Linked DNA regions of Homo sapiens: region 2 is linked to region 1. A link is an interaction called in ENCODE POLR2A ChIA-PET data of the cell type or tissue named here. Cell type or tissue: B cell. All regions are shown on one strand. Links, peaks and the distances in the headings refer to the core of each region. The heading gives the core; the rest is flanking DNA.

Region 1 (2,908 bases), core at 193-2,692:
AACACTTTCCTCCACCGTGCTCCATTCCTGGGGGAATAGAGGCTGTTCTCATGTCAGCCTTTTATTTTGCAGATGGAGAACATAAAGATTAGTAAAAAGTGACTTGCTAAACATTTTCAAGTCAGAGGCTGGGCAGGGGCTTTGACACAGATTCCTGTGACTCTAGATACTGTACCTTCCACTGCACTGCACTGGGCCACCCAACTGCTGAAGATTCTGCATAGCTGATCAGCACTCAGTTTGTAGTGCTGGTGCCACCAGGCTGCTTTGGCCCAGAGGTGTCAAGGAGGACCAGCACCCAGAGCCCTAGCTTAGGCTTCACTGTCATTTTTCTCCCTTGACACCAGTTTTTAAAAGTATAGTTTTATCGAGATATAATTCACAAACCATAATACTCATCCTTTAAAGGATATAATTCAGTAGTTTTTTAAAATTATATCCATAGAGTTGCACAGCAATGTAATTCAAGAATATTTTCATCACCCCTAAAAAGAAACCCCATACTCAGCAGTCACTCTTCATTCCCCCATCTCTCCACTCAGCCCTAGGCAACTACTAATCTACTTTCTGTCTCCATGAATTTGCCTTTTCCAGACATTTCTCATAAGCAGAATCATAATATGTGCTCTTTTGTATCTGACTTCTTTCACTTAATGTTCTCAAGGTTCATCCATGTTGTAGCATGTGTCAGTACTTCATTCCTTTGTATGGTCAAATAGTATTTCATTGTATGGATATACAATTTGTCCATTCATCAGTTGATGGACATTGGGGTTGTTTCCACTTTTTCATCATTATGAATAGTGCTGCTATGGACATTCAGATACAAGGTTTTGTGTGGACATTCTCCACCTCCTGTCAACACTTGCTATTATCTGTGTTCTTATTTTAGCCACCCTCATGGGTATGAGGATGGCCTAGCTGTCATCTGCATGTACAGCCTCTTGTTCACCAGTTGCCTTACCTCCAGGCACTCTCCTTGCCCCCATCTTTCCCACTGTGGCTGAGAGGGAACTTGCTTTTTTTCTTTTGAGACAGGTCTCACTCTGTCACCCAGGCTGCAGCTCAGTGGCATCATGACAGCTCACTTTGGCTTCAACCTCCTGGGCTTAGGTGATCCTCCCATCTCAGCCTCCTGAGTAGATGGAACTACAGGCATGTGCCACCACGTCCAGCTAATTTTTTGTATTTTTTATAGAGATAGGGTTGTGCTGTGTTGCCCAGGCTGGTCTGGAACTCGTAGACTCAAGCAATCCACCCACCTTGGCCTCCCTGAGTGCTAGGATTACAAGCATGAGCCATAGTACCCAGCCCGAGAGAGAGCTTTCAAACACACAGTCTGATAGATGTCCTTCCACAGTTCGCACAGTGATTCTTAGCCTAATGTATGAGGCATGGCTCAGTTTGGCTCTGCCCAGCTTTTTGTCTCATTTTCTGCTTCATCACACCCCACACCCCAGCATGCACTTTCAGAATATGTGATTTTATACATGCTGTTGTCCTGCCGGAATGCCCTTCCCTCTATACCTCTGCCTAGACACCCTTCAAGGCTGAGTTCAAATGTCACCTTCTCTGTGAAGCCTCCTCTGACTTCCCACACGGGGCATTTTTGCCTAAAAGAAGTTTTCAGACCAGGTGTGGTGGCTCACGCCTGTAATCCCAGCACTTCGGGGCTGAGGTGGGCGGATCACAAGGTCAGGAGTTCGAGACCAACCTGGCCAATATGGTGAAACCTTGTCTCTACTAAAAATACAAAATTAGCCAGACATGGTGGCGGGAGCCTGTAGTCCCAGCTGCTCAGGAGGGTGAGGCAGGAGAATCACTTGAACCCAGGAGGCAGAGGTTGTAAGTGAGCCGAGATCGCGCCATTGCACTCCAGCCTGGGTGACAGAGTGAGACTCTGTCTCAGAAAAAAAAAAGAAAAAAAGAAGTTCAGTGGAAGAAGATAATGTAAACCACTATCATATAATAAAATATGATAATGTGATACTCAATTCACAGCTGAATGAACCATTCTGGGAGCTCAAGGGAGAGGGATTTCCTCTATTGCTGGGTTACTGTGGAATAAATATTTGCTGAATGTATGAATCATTGAACAAATGAATGAAGAAATGAATAAAAAGCGAGTTTTAAGACCGGGTGCGGTGGCTCACACCTGTAATCCCAGAACTTTGGGATGCCAAGGCAGGCAGATCACTTGAGGCCAGGAGTTTTGAGACCAACCTGGCCAACATGGCGAAACCCTGTCTCTACTAAACATACAAAAAATTAGCCAGGTATGGTGGCAAGTGCCTGTAATCCCAGCTACTTGGTAGGCTGAGGCACGAGAATCTCTTGCAACTGGAAGGCAGAGGTTGCAGTGAGCCAAGATCACGCCACTGCACTCCAGCCTGGACAACAGAATGAGAGTCTGTCTCAAAAAACAAAACAAAAAAACAAACAAACTAGTTTTAAACAACAAACTGGTTGAAGGGAATGAAGGAGGCTTAGCTATAGCCATGAGGTCCTGGGCAGTGACAGAGGGGACATTGTGGCTGAACAAAGAAGGCCAGGAAATTTCTCGAGAGTGTGACAGTGAGAGAAAAGAGGAAAAGCCTACTTGGTCCTGTTCACTAGGCAATTATAGGGCAGTCACTGTGAGGCTAAGACAGGCTCCTCAGCAATACCCTCCCATAAGCAGGGTAGGCCCAGCACCTTCTACAGGGGGAGTCATGAGCTTCTCAGGTTGGGTTCCCCTTCCCAGGGACTGTTGAGGACAGACAGTCAAAAACTACCAGAGAGACAAATACAGGATTCCACTTACATGAGGTCCCTACAGTAGTCAAATTCATAGAGATAGCAAGTAAAATGGTAGATGCCAGGGGCTGGGGGAGGGGACTGGGGAATTGTTTAATGGGTACAGAGTTTC
Region 2 (2,908 bases), core at 19-2,518, 130 kb before region 1:
CTGGGGAAGACCCAGGAACCACCCCACCTGGCCACAGTGTCCCTGTGCCAGCCACAGAGCTGGGCTCCACTGAACTGGTGACCACCAAGACGGCCGGCCCTGAGCAACAATAGCAGGGAGCCGGCAGGAGGTGGCCCCTGCCCTCCCTCTGGACCCCCAGCCAGGGGCTTGGAAATCAAATTCAGCTCTTCACTCCAGCATGCACATGCCCTCTTTCTGGGACCAGGCTAACTCTGCAGAAGCACAGACACTACAGACCACAGCATTCAGCCCCCATGGAGTTTGGTGTGCTTGCCTTTGGCTTCAGACCTCACCATCTTTGACAGCCCTTGAAGGTGGTAGCCCAGCTCCTGTTCCTGTGCCTTCAAAAGGCTGGGGCACTATGAGTAAAAGACCGCTTTTAAAATGGGGAAGGCACCATTAAGCCAAAATGAATCTGAAAAAAGACCAAGTGGGAGGATGCCTAATTTGTAGTTGGGTGGTTTTTTGTGTTTGTTTGATTTTTTTTTTTTTTTTTTTTTTTTTTTTTTGAGACGAGTCTTGCTCTGTCGCCAGGCTGGAGTACAGTGGCGCGATCTCGCCTCACTGTAACCTCCGACTCCTTGGTTCAAGTGATTCTCCTGCCTCAGCCTCCCGAATAGCTGGGATTACAGGCACGCACCACCACAGCCAGCTAATTTTTGTATTTTTAGTAGAGACGGGATTTCACCATGTTGGCCAGGATGGTCTCGATCTCCTGACCTCGTGATCCGCCCTGCTCGGCCTCCCAAAGTGCTGGGATTACAGGCATGAGCCACCATGCCCGGCCTTGTTTTGTGTTTTGGTTTTTTTTGAGACAGGGTCTTGCTGTATCACGCAGGCTGGAGTGCAACGATGGGTCCCCAGCTAATTGCAGCCTGGGCTCAAGCAATCTTTCTGCTTCAGCCTCCTGAGTAGGTGGGACTACAGGTGCTCCACCTTGCCCAGCTAATTTTTTTTTTTTTTTTTTTTTTGAGACAGAGTCTCGCTCTGTCGCCTAGGCTGGAGTGCAGTGACGCAATTTCGGCTCACTTCAAGCTCCGCCTCCTGGGTTCACACCATTCTCCTGCCTGAGCCTCCTGAGTAGCTGGGACTATAGGCGCCCGCCATCACGCCCGGCTAATTTTTTTTGTATTTTTAGTAGAGACGGGGTGTCACCGTATTAGCCAGGATGGTCTCGATCTCCTGACCTCGTGATCCGCCCGCCTCAGCCTCCCAAAGTGCTAGGATTACAGGCGTGAGCCACCGTGGCTGGCCTTTTTTTTTTTTTAAAGACAGGGTCTCGGTATGTTGCCCAGGCCAGTCTCAAACTCCTGGCCTCAGGCAGTCCTCCCCGAAGGGCTGGGATTATAGGCAGGAGGCGCCGGGCCTGGCCTCTATTTCTTTAATACCTGCCCTCAGAGCCGTCCTGCTTTTAAACTGATGCAAATGGCAGCAGTGAATAATCAATTCATGGGTTCGCTTGCTTTGGGATTTAGTACAAGATTATTTTAAGAAATAACAAAGGAGAAAAGATTGAGCTGGATTTTGCTGATTCTCAGGTATCTGTACCCCAGGGTCAACCCTGAGATTGGCCCAATCTGCCAGAACCTAAGATGCCATTTTGACCCCAGTGGCAGCTTCCAGAGCCACAAGCCTGCATTTGGGAGGAGGTGCGCAGCCTCCAGGGCTGGACTCCAAACTCGAGCTGAAGGAACATGCTGGCAGGTAGCTCTCTCAGGGTCCACCTGGGGTTCCAGCTGCTCCAAGACACAGCACATTTAGCCATAAACATGGAAGGGCTGGGACCTACAGGAGGCTCCTTTGTGTAGAGGCCAGGGCAGGCGTGTGACCTTGAACCAGGTGGACATGAGGTCCCTTGAACTCCCTTCTCTCTCTGGCTTGTTCCCCTGAAGCACTGGCCCCCCAGTGCTGGGCTTATTTGGCCATCCTGTGCCAGCCCCCTGGTCACCCACCGTCACAGTGGAAGCTGCTCCCTCCTCTTACAATGGTGTTCCTTGCTCTGGGGTCTGGGGACAAGACCATCTCTTTCCACTCCTGGACGACACTGTGCACTCAGTCAGCCGCCTCCTACCTGCCCTCCTGCACAGGGTCAGAACCTCCTGACCTGGACTTCGCCCTGGGCAGCTTCCTTGGAACTTGTTGCAGCTTAGCATCTTTGGAAGGGAGCACTGGACTAGGAGTCAGAAGGTGGAGTTCTGGGTGCTGTTTTCCCACTCTTGGGCCCTGGGCATGTTCTGTTCTGTGCATCAGATGTTTTCTGCCTGCCTCCCCCTGAGCTGCCACCAGAGCCACCTGTAGACCCCTGCTTCTCCTGCCCCTCCTGTCCCTTGCCAGGCCTCTGGACTCAGTGCTTCCTGTCCCAAGGACCTGTTGTGTGCCCAGCTTGGAAGACAGTGGCCACTCACATCCAGGTCTCTGCCTGGCTATTTGCTCCATGAACCCATCTCAGATGCCCCTGCCCCCAGGGAGCCAGGTGACAGGGTGAGGTCAAGTGACAAGCAGTAGGTGTGGGAGAGGTTTGGTGGGGTCAGGCCCACATGGGCCCAGCCATCCACTCCCCTTCCATCTGGAGTTGGGGGAGTCTGAGCTGCTCCTGGCCACCCCATCTGCCCCACCCCATCTTTTCCTGGCCACCCCAGCTCCCACCCCATCTTCTCCTGGCCACCCCATCTCCCACCCCATCTTCTCTTGACACCCCATCTCCCACCCCATCTTCTCCTGGCCACCCCATCTCCCACCCCATCTTCTCCTGGCCACCCCATCTTCTCCTGGCCACCCCATCTCCCCCACCCCATCTTCTCCTGGACACCCCCATCTCCCACCCCATCTTTTGCTACAGCCAGGGTTAGCTCAGCAGGTGAAAACCCCGAGGGTGGGTGAAACCCCT

Evidence for each region. ChIA-PET counts read pairs that join two places held together with the same protein. Peaks named below come from ENCODE experiments on the same cell type or tissue, not always from the same donor. Only the 100,000 strongest peaks of a DNase experiment are listed, where the experiment ranks them.
Region 2: POLR2A ChIA-PET joins it to region 1 with 12 read pairs; 14 of 35 experiments call an interaction of 5 or more read pairs at or near these places.

The regions. Positions count from the first base shown.
Region 1 is chr22:41,789,610-41,792,517 of GRCh38, reverse strand. The region is part of intron 26 of MEI1 (meiotic double-stranded break formation protein 1); the gene reads right to left. Among named protein-coding and RNA genes, the nearest start is that of CCDC134, 9.6 kb to the left of the region's middle. In B cell, for the core only: no CTCF peak of the experiment used is centred there; no DNase peak of the experiment used is centred there.
Region 2 is chr22:41,922,572-41,925,479 of GRCh38, reverse strand. TNFRSF13C (TNF receptor superfamily member 13C) reads left to right here. Exons shown (of 3, transcript NM_052945.4): 3 at 1-2,908. The coding sequence ends at 113. MIR378I (microRNA 378i) reads left to right here and starts at 2,183; the gene lies at 2,183-2,258. RefSeq lists an enhancer at 1-447. In B cell, for the core only: no CTCF peak of the experiment used is centred there; DNase peaks (open chromatin) are centred at 329, 967, 1,377 and 2,420; H3K4me3 peaks cover 1,442 bases; H3K27ac peaks cover 2,500 bases.